Regions from separate parts of the Mus musculus genome. Here region 2 is linked to region 1. A link is a loop called in an ENCODE intact Hi-C map of the cell type or tissue named here. Cell type or tissue: left cerebral cortex. All regions are shown on one strand.

The links. Hi-C counts contacts between places; a loop is a spot of excess contacts. Peaks named below come from ENCODE experiments on the same cell type or tissue, not always from the same donor. Only the 100,000 strongest peaks of a DNase experiment are listed, where the experiment ranks them.
Region 2: it touches region 1 in a loop (6-fold over the local background); 4 of 42 quality-filtered maps call a loop at or near these places.

The regions. Positions count from the first base shown.
Region 1 is chr17:14,245,350-14,250,349 of GRCm38, forward strand. Gm34772 (a long non-coding RNA gene) reads right to left here. Exons shown (of 4, transcript XR_385416.3): 2 at 4,312-4,439; 3 at 3,379-3,481; 4 at 1,069-1,532. Gm34567 (a long non-coding RNA gene) reads left to right here and starts at 4,340. Exons shown (of 4, transcript XR_385414.4): 1 at 4,340-4,840. In left cerebral cortex, no CTCF peak of the experiment used is centred here; DNase peaks (open chromatin) are centred at 1,134, 2,795, 3,381 and 4,422; H3K27ac peaks cover 2,951 bases.
Region 2 is chr17:14,172,728-14,177,727 of GRCm38, forward strand. No RefSeq gene overlaps it. Among named protein-coding and RNA genes, the nearest start is that of Gm34426, 5.6 kb to the left of the region's middle. In left cerebral cortex, a CTCF peak has its summit at 2,918; DNase peaks (open chromatin) are centred at 203, 1,486, 1,803, 3,123 and 2 more places; H3K27ac peaks cover 4,548 bases.

The DNA of each region.
Region 1 (5,000 bases):
GATCCAGGATTCTCTGTGCATCTGAGTGCGGACTCCCAAGATTCCTCCTGTTTGTGGGGACACACAAGATTCCAGTATGTGTGTGCACACTGTGACCTGGGGTACAGGGTGTTAGTGTCCATGCCTCTTTCTTATGTGGTCTTTTACCAAATACCAGCATGATGGGATTGGACAGTGGTGCTGATGGGGAACTTTGAGGATCTGCCCTGTGAGAGCCACCGTAGACAGGGAAGTATCCACAGCAATACGGTAGCCTATCCTTCTGTCTTCAGTGGTAATGTAGGTCGATGGCAGCATGACAAGCCGAGGGACAGCTCAAGAGAATAGGGGCCACTATCCAGGGAGTTCGTCTTCTGTGTAGCAAGCACTGTAGAGCTATTTAGGCACAGTGCTCTTGCCTGCTTAGGTGACACCCACAGCTGAGCTTCTCAGGCCTGTGGCACCTTTCTCCCTCAAAGTTTCCTCATAGCCCCCAAGTTCCCCTGGGAGGAGCAAAAGCCTGAATTCCAGCCAGGCCATCTCAGCAAACCTCTGTTTATCACTTCTGTCTGTTTAAGTTTCTAGGCAAGGGTTCTTTAAAAAAAGGGATCTGAGTCCAAGGCTAAAATCAGTCTTTGGAAACCCATACTTTAAGCCTTGGATTGATGCTGTGTGCTTAGCATGTGAAAATACATGGAATTCTGATCCACTGTGTTTCGGCCCAACTTGCATGCCCCACTCACTCCACTGGAGGATACTCGCCTGCCTCACAGGCGGCAGGACCCTAACACAGTCACACCTGGGGAGGCAGTCCAGGAGAAACCTGCTGCCCGTGTGGACTGAGACGAGGGATTGGAGAAGTCAGCGTCATTTCACTAGCTGATTGTCAGAGACACTTTACTGGAAAAAATAACATTTGAGCTCACAGAAATACAACTGGGAAGCCAACAGAAGCCTAAACTATTATCACCTACAGAAAAGGGATGAGTCAACCAAGGTAAGTCAGTATCTAGATGGAATCAAATCAACAGTTTTAGACATCTGTCATGTGAGTGACAGAAACAAAACCAGGTCTCGGTTCCTGCCCTCTGGATTAGAGAGACTGGATTAAAATTCTGTTAAGCTCTTAATCCCCTGTGTTGGGTGCTGAAATCATCATGTCTGGGCAGACATACAAAGTCAGTTATTTCCAGAAGTTAGTTATTATGTAATATAACCATCTAGGCATGGCTTCCAGATATGCATTTGTCTGTGAGCAAGTTGAATGGGGATTTTCCTGAGCACTGGGGACAACAGCCTGGTCATGGTTCTCCGGTGTCTCCTCAGACCCTTGTAGGTTTGGTAGTAGTATTGGAAATCACATGCTGGGCAGAGCCTCCTGGGCCTGCTTGACTCAGGCTGAAGCATCTCTGTAGAGGACAGAGAGGACTTACCTTTTCAGGCCAGCTCATACCTGGAGATGGGAGCCCTGTGGAGCCACGGCTTGTTCTTTGTCACTGTCTATCAACTTGCACCTCTCCCTCAACCCAGGACACATCAGGAGCTCTTGAGTTCTGTAGAGAAATAGAACCAGTAGTATGAATATATATATATATACATATATATTTATATATGTACACATATACACAAATATATGTATATAATAAATCCCTTTCAATGTATATTTATATACACATATACACATACGTATATACTTATATATGCATGTATCTACACACACATACATATACATGTACACACACATATATGTATATAGATATACATATACACACTATATATATGTATATATGTGTGTGTGTATATACATATACATACATACATATACACACACACACATATATATGTACAAAATGTAATAAACCTATATATATATATATATATATAGGTTTATTAGATTGTCTTATGTAGTAGACACTGTCTGCAAACTGGAGAGGCTGAGAACCTGGTAGTTTCTCCGTCTATCATACTGAATGCCTTGACATCCCACCCTGGTGCTGAAGGCCTGGAGGACAATCTCTAGTCTACAGTTCACATGGGAAGGCTGAGAATCTGGGTTCTAATAGCAGAAAGCCAGAAGTAACAGCACAGATGCACTCACTAGCAAGAAGGGAAGGCAGGCAGGCAAGGGGCACGGCTTTCCCTGACATTTCTTATATCTGGGTTGCCTTCCCGCTCTGGGGGAGGGTTTTTCCCACGCTCACCTCTGTAAGGTACCCATACAGATCCACCCAGAGATGTGTCTCTTGTCTGACACCAGAGACAATCCAGTTGGCAGTCACACCTTGTTTCTAGGGAATCACAGCGAGTCAGACACACATAGAAGTGTAGCACCCAGCACTGAGTGCTGTTCACAGGTACCAGGTGACAGCAACAGATCTCACATGTGGACAGCATGAAGCAAGTGCAGAGGCGTCTTTCAGCCACAGGGGCTGGGTGCCTGGCAGCACCATCACTTTGGGAGGATGAGGGCAAGTAGGTGTTCACTGAGGTGGGCAGCAGATGACCTGTCAGAGCGGTGGGCAGAGCTCTGAGCAACGCTGTGTATAGCGGCCTGTGGCCAAGCCCTGACCCTTGTACTGGTCATCACAGACAGTCTCCCATGCACACTTGGGATGAGGAGTCGGGGTGGTTCATCTGCCCCTCGGCACATGTCCACATATGTCCTCCATCTTCACAAATGGATGGACGGTACCGCAGGCCTCTTTGGAGGACTCCAGTCTCCTTTGCTGTGACTTCAGCAAAGCTCTCCAGAGACAGATTGAGTCAGTTCTGGGAAAGGGGTGTGAAGCCCGCTGGTGGACCATCTGGTGTGGGGACACTTGTCCTCGCCCTGCTCACCCACACTCCATCTGCATGCGTGGCTTGCATTAACAACTCCACTGTTCTTATGCCAAGTGAATTTGAAGGTTACTAAGGAGGGATTTTGATATATGTCTAAAGATGGGAGTTGAGGAGACAGAGCGAAGCTTAGGAGGATTAGTATAAATTTACAAGAGTCCCTAGCCAGTCTATTGTTAATTCCCACTTAAAGATTGGCTTTTTTTCAGTTATGGAAGTAATAGGTTTACTTAAGAGACAGCAAGGAAAAGCGAGATAGAAACAGAGAGAGAACATAGCAGTTATAATATAAAGGAAGATGAAGGGGAAGAAGATGTTTGTGTAACCTTGACATGGAAGGCCCCTAAAGCTTTGGAAACATTTCTAAACCCAACAAAACCCACACTTGGATGCGTGGATGTGGATGTGTACACACACATGCATGTGCATGGACTAATATGTATAAGTGGACCAAAGCACACATTGGTGCAAACAGGAACACACAGATGTATGTAGCAATGAACCCACATATATATGGATTCTCTCTCTCAGGGGTTCATACACAAGAGGCAGTAAACTGACCATATTTTGCTGTCAGATGGCATCAAGTCTCAGAACACGGTGCTATCTTGGGCTCAGTCCCTCATCTGAAGATGAAGTGGTAACAGTCTTCATTGAGTCAGGTCTGTTGAGGAGAAGCACGGAGCACGTGGACAGCCTGATGCACACAGAAAGTGCTGGGATCTTGGCATTTACATAAGCACGCTGTGATGGCTTAGGCCACGGTAAGTACACTGTGATGGCTCAGGCCACGGTAAGTACGCTGTGATGGCTCGGGCCACGGTTAGACTTTTTCAAAGGCTCCCTAAGCTTTTCACACTGCACGTGCTACACTCACATAACCAACCCCTGACCGTTAGGGCAGGTTTTGGATTTTTCTGTGGTATGAGATGCTTCCAAGAGCATCCTTTACATAGGACATTGTGCAGAACCCCGGCAATTTCTTTAAATGAATGGATGGCTTTCCCTGTCTCCTGGGATTGACTTGAGTTTTATCTTAACCTTGCAGGAAATGGTAATTTCCAGTATATCATTCCCTTCACGGGGACCCACACTAGTCTCTCCATTTAATCTTTATAACAGGCATATTAGCATGGGAAAGCTCATGTGGACTTAGTTAATAGTGCCTCTTTCCCCTTCTTCTCCTTCAGCCTCCCTGGCACAGCCTGACACCCTCTTCTTTCTCTATACCTTACAACCACATGTCTCTGTGTATATGACTGAGTTTTGAAAAACTGGCAATTTTGCAAGAGTAAGCACACTCTCACTTCAGCTGTGTCTTCAGCTGAATAGGAAGGGAAGGCGAATAGAACCCGCTCAGGTCTTAGGAGCCAGGTACCAATAGTGGTGGTGGTGGGGGGGCTGAGACTCATGATGGCTGCTTTGCAGCTCATCAGGTTGGTGCTAAACTCTCATTGTCCCTCCCCACGACTCTGACAGGAGGTAGTGACTTACCCAGAGGAGAGCCAGAAGAGCAGGGATTGGTTACAGTGACTAAAGACACTACATATGTTGACCACAAGAAGAACAGTATTGCTCCATGCCTGGCAGCTGCCTGGAGGGTGGGGCGTCTGTCTCCTTTGCTGGGGGAGATAACAGCATGACATTAGCACCAGTGAGTGCCACCAGCTGCTCATGTGGGCTTGCCTGCTTCTCTCTGCAGCTCTTGTGGCTGCATCTTGTTTTCTGTAGTCCCATGAGCTCCGATGAGCAGGAAGGACCTCTTTGATCTGTGAGGACTGGGGAGCAGGCTAAGTTCCCTGGGCACCCATGTCCCGAGCACACTTGTAAGAGGCTGGACTTGGTCTTGGTCTTGGGGAGTAAGGCTTTGGATCATTCAGAATGAGGCAGCATTTGACATCAAAGTGGTCACCTCCACAGCCGGTTTGTCCTGCTTAATACTCAGAAGGAAGCAGAGGGACCATCAGCCACCCGCAGAGAGCCTATGGTCTACCTCCTATGAAAGAATGCACGAGCAGGTGAGGTAAGTGTGTGTGTGTGACTTTGGAAGTCTGTGTGAATGCGGGTGTTTGTGAGGAACACGTGTGAGCATGATTGCATGAACGTCCAGCCCTATAGAGAGACTTTTGATTCCATCAGTGGGTGGAATCTGATCACTCTCACATGATGGTCATAAAGATCAA
Region 2 (5,000 bases), 73 kb before region 1:
TGGGCTAAAAGGCCTGTGCCATCATGTCTGTTTCCAAACTCTCCAGAGGAGGGGAGCTTCCTACAATTCCTAATGAAGGAACAAAGTAGGTCAGAGCCCCTCAACAGTTAATGCTTATTTCCTGAGAGCTCAAGAGGACCAATAGCCTCAGGTTTCCTCCCCCAACCCCAGTGCCTTCATAGAGACTCCTGCTGTAGCTGATTCACCTCTAGCTGCAACCACATCCTGGAGAGTCCAAGACACTCCTCCTTCAGAGAGCCAGGAAACTCAGCAGTGCCTGGGCTTGGTGGGGAAAGTGCCCAAGGAGTGGGAACTAGCAATGCCAGCCCTTCCTCCACACAATTCTCTCCATCCTCACCTGTTGGGACCTGTGTTGCCTTTCAGAAATCTGGAGGGAGGGACCACTGTCACCGTGTCCTCCTCAGAGCCGGGCATATCTCATCTCTGTGAAGTTTTTACCTTGTCTGGGGACTGAAAGCCATAGCTTGTTGGAGAATCTACATGGGGCTGAGAACTGTGTAAGGATGTTTTGGTCAAGGATCTGGCCAACCTGGGACTAGAAGAAAGAATTCCAGAGAGGACAGTGGGGCCAAGCAGCGAAAGGAAGAGACCAAGGGCCCCAGACAAGAGCTGGTGGGCCAGTGAATGCCCCTGGAGTCAGTTGTCTGTGGCCCCACAGGTTGTATTTCACCTGGGAAGCTATTAGAGCTAGGTGGTGCCTGAGGAGCCCCAGACTGCAGTGGGTGGCAGCAACCTCTGCTGAAGGTCCAGTGTGGGCAGCTAGGTGAAGCTAACAGCCAGAGACAGCTAACAGCTGCTTTCCTCAACTCCTATTTTCTCCTCTAGGAAAATGAACCCATGATAACCCAGGCCTGACGAGGAGTTCAGCTGGCCCTTTTTTGTTTATTCAAGAGTCAGGGAGCTTGGCCAGAGCATCTGTTTTATGTTTTTAGAGTATGTCAACAGGGTCACAGCAAGATAACAACAGTGCTGGCCCCAGCAAGATAACAGCAGTGCAGCCCAGCCCCCATCTGAGTATGTGTTCTACAAAGACACAGCAGGGTGGGTGGGGGTGGAACCCAGCAAGGGGGTGGAATCCTAAGCAAGAGAGCATCAGAAAGGGTAATAGGCTATGGGTAAAACTGTTGCCTGCTGCCTGAGGCAGTGGCAGGGTGGAGGGTGGGACACAGGGCTTTGGGATGAGAGAGCTCAGGTGTGTTCTTTCCTCAGTAAGCCAAGATCAAAGAGGCTTGTGTAGTATCTGATGAGCTTGAGTGGGCCTGGGAGCAAGGCTGCACAGGTCTCAGGGGTGCTGGGTAGAAAAGCCTGCATCCTGCAGCACACCAGGAGTACAGGGTATGGAGCAGTCTCACCCACGAAATACCACGCACCACACACACATACAGTATATACCACATATCTACAATATGCCCTACATATCTGCTAACAGGAGGAGGATATCTGGGACGAGTTCATGTTTCTGAGCAGGTTTTCCACCAGCTGAAGAAGAAAAAGAGAGAGAATTCACAGAAAGCCAGTCTTGGCAAAAGGCAAGGCCAGAGGATCCACAGGAGATCTGTACCCTGGAATTAGAAGTGTAGGAGCCTACCCACCTCCTAGTTCTTGAACCTAGGTCTTCACTATATAGCATTTGTTTCCCCGTTATGTGCACAGTTGTTATGTGCACAGTTAACAGGGAATCAGGCCCCTTGAATTGTTAAAGGCCAGGGAGCGCGGGCATCCTTAAAGGCAATGGGAGAGCCCTTGTCTCTAGCAGGAGTAGGCATGCCTGTGCACATCCTCAGAGCAGTGACAAGGATTTCATACAGCATACACAGCCCCATCCCACCCCAGGTTGCCAAAGCACGTGTGGGAACCATGGGTGGTGATGACAGATGCCAAGGGTTTGGTGGCAGTTTCTGGGCACCACAAGTGTTTGGGGATGAATCCCAGGGATGCCTCTCTCCCATCAGGCTCATTCTGGGGCACTACATGGAGGCTGAAAGCCACAATGCAGAAGTAGACCCATGTCCACTGAGACTACCTGTACTTCCAGCAACACCAGCAATCACTCTTGAGAGTTCCTGCTAAAGCTCTCTGAGTCTCTTAGCCTACAGGACTCCACTTTAGGAAGAAAGCTGTGATCGTGCAGAGTAAGACCAGGGAAGCAGCCACAGGAACTTGGGTGTTCTGCCCACATAGAAAATCATAGGTTCTTTTGCATCTGCTCATGTGTGTACATGAAACACCACATACCACATACACACACACATACAATATATACCACGTAAAACTTATACCCAGACATACACACACACACACACACACACACACACACACACATACACACCACCACCACACACATGCACGTAACATACCACACAATATACACACTGATACTGTGTCTACACACAAACTGTTAACACATGACCAGGCACACAGCCGTGCTGCTGTTGGGACAACAAAAGGGGGTGTGTCACTCTGGTTGGGACTTTGCACGGTTAGGCTCTTGTGTGTGAGAGAACCTTGTTCCCTTAGTCATGAAACAGGCAACATCGGTGGGTGTCAAAGCTGGAGACAGAGCTGTCTAGTCTTGAGTTCCCTTCCTCAGAGATAAGCTGGTACCTGGAAGTATAAGCTGAAATCAACCCTTTCTTCACACAAGCTGCTTTTGGTGGGAATGTTTTATCACAGCAACAGAAAGCAAAGTAGAAGAGGTCCTTCCCATTTTGTTAGCACAGGTCTGTGGCTCTCACGCCTAAGTCTGAAAGAGAGACTAGCCACCGAAGCCACTGCTTTTCTCTGCCAACGGCCTCGGCATACCAACAATTCTGGGCTTGCTAACTTGAAGGTCTGTCTCCTGGGCTTCATAACAGGCTGTGGGGAAGGATGGGATGGCTTGTTTCTGTGCCCACCTGCTGGTGAAGCGTATAATTCATATTCTACTCACCCCCCCCTGCAATTTGCCTTCTGATTATGACTGAGTAGACTCTTGTTCTAGGTGTTTCTACCAGACAGGCGAGGTGGGTGGGATTCGTTTTTGGAAGAGCCAGGTTGGGAATCAGTGCTGTCTCTGGCCCACCCAGTTGTCCAGCCAGAGTGAGATACAGCAGGGTGGGGGCGTAGGGGATTTGTTATGGAAAATCTTGCACCCCAGAACTCCAGAAGGAGGAGACAATCTGCCCATGAGATGAGAAAAGATTGTTGCTCAGTTTAAACAGAGCTTAGTGCCATCTGTTTCCCAAAACTGGGATGGGGCCAGATGGCGGGGTGGAATCTCCTCACAGGTCCAACAGAGATGGGACCTCAGAGCTGGGCCCTGGCTGCCATGGCTAACAGCAGCAGCTGTGGTATGGTGTCTCCACGTGGTCTGGGAAGGAACAGGCATGTGGCCCTGTTCATAGGATAAGGCTGAAGTCCAACCAACCTTGGCCCTTGGGTGGATATGTTGACCTATTGGTCTTGGGGAGGAGGACATGTATGGTGATTACAGGAGGCAGAGGTCTCCGAATTCACTGTCCAGGGAATAAAACACCGTATCCCACAATACGGAGTTGCTTGGTTTTAAATGACCCGATTTTCCTGTCTCTGTTCCATGAAGGGAATGCTTTCATCAGCCAGAGATGTGCTGGGGTTTGTTCACTGTGGCCCCCTTCCCAGGCGTTCTGCATGTCTCTGAAAAAAAAAACACACAGCCACACAAAAACACCAGAGGACGTTAGAGTGGGGCATGTGGTATGGGGCCAACACCCCTGCTCTGGGCCCACCTTTGATGGGATGATGGTCTGATAGGATGCACTGGGCAATGTGTGCTGTGTGCAGCCTGGCAGCGGCGCCAGCCTGAGAGCTGAAACCATGACTGTTGTTTTAGAGACTGGAAAATGCCTTTCAATGAACAGCTACTTGACTCTTTTCTCAACTCCAGCTCCGTTCCAGAGTTTTCATCCTGGGCTCACTTTAAAAGCCACAGAAAGCAGTGTATTCATGTCCCACCTACACTGTGGACCTGCAGGTGTTGATTAGAGATCTTACTACCAAAGGCCTTGCCTGCTGCCAAACACAGCCCCTCTTTCTCATGGAGCAGGTTAACCGCTTGGCTGCCTGAGCAGGGCCTCCAGGTGACAGCTGCAGAGCAGATGAAGCAAAAATGGATTCTAGCTTGTTTTAGGACCCAAATCAATCTCTCTCTCTCTCTCTCTCTCTCTCTCTCTCTCTCTCTCTCTCCTTCTTCCTTCCTTTCTTTCTTCCTTTCTTTCTTTCTTTTCTTTCTTTTTTCTTTTCTCTTTCCTTCCTTTTTCCTCCCTTCCTTTGTTTCTTCTCTCTCTCTCCCCTTCTTTCCTTTCTTTTCTAAGAAAAGCCATGTGTAAAAAAACCCAAAGTCTTCTATGCATATAGCTTAAGAGAAATCTACCTTAAAATAGTCCCATGTGGGAGTTGAAGCAACATATTTATTCCACGTAGAAATAGAACGTGGTCACGATGAGTTAGTTACACGCTCATCTCCATCATAGGTCACTCTGCACTTGGCTCTTCTGTGGAGGGAGCAAGTCTGAGCAGGGCAGAGTGGGCGGGGATGTTTCTTCTAAGCCCCCTGTTTACAGAGTAACCATCAGACATTCCTGCAGCTGAGACCTGCTTTCTCCACTGAGGTGGCTGTAACTATTGGCCTAATGGTGGCATTTGCTCTGCTTTCTCTGGTGCTCAATTTCCATTCAAACTGGTTAACCACCGGGTTCCTTTTTGTGTGGTAATTCTACATGCAACTTCAGGGCCAGGAAGGCAGGGCAGGGTATGCTGTAGGAGGCAGCAGGAAGCAATGACCCTTAGAGTTGTTCCTGGGCAGGGACTGGGTGCTGTGCTGGGGTCTGGAAACCTTGGGCTCTGGCTCGGGGACCCTGGGCTGGCAGCTGGTCCTCTCTGTGTTTAGATCAGCAATGTGGGGGCTGTTTTTACTTCTCTCATCCCTGAAGTTCCAGTGTTGTCTGTCTGTCTGTCTCTGT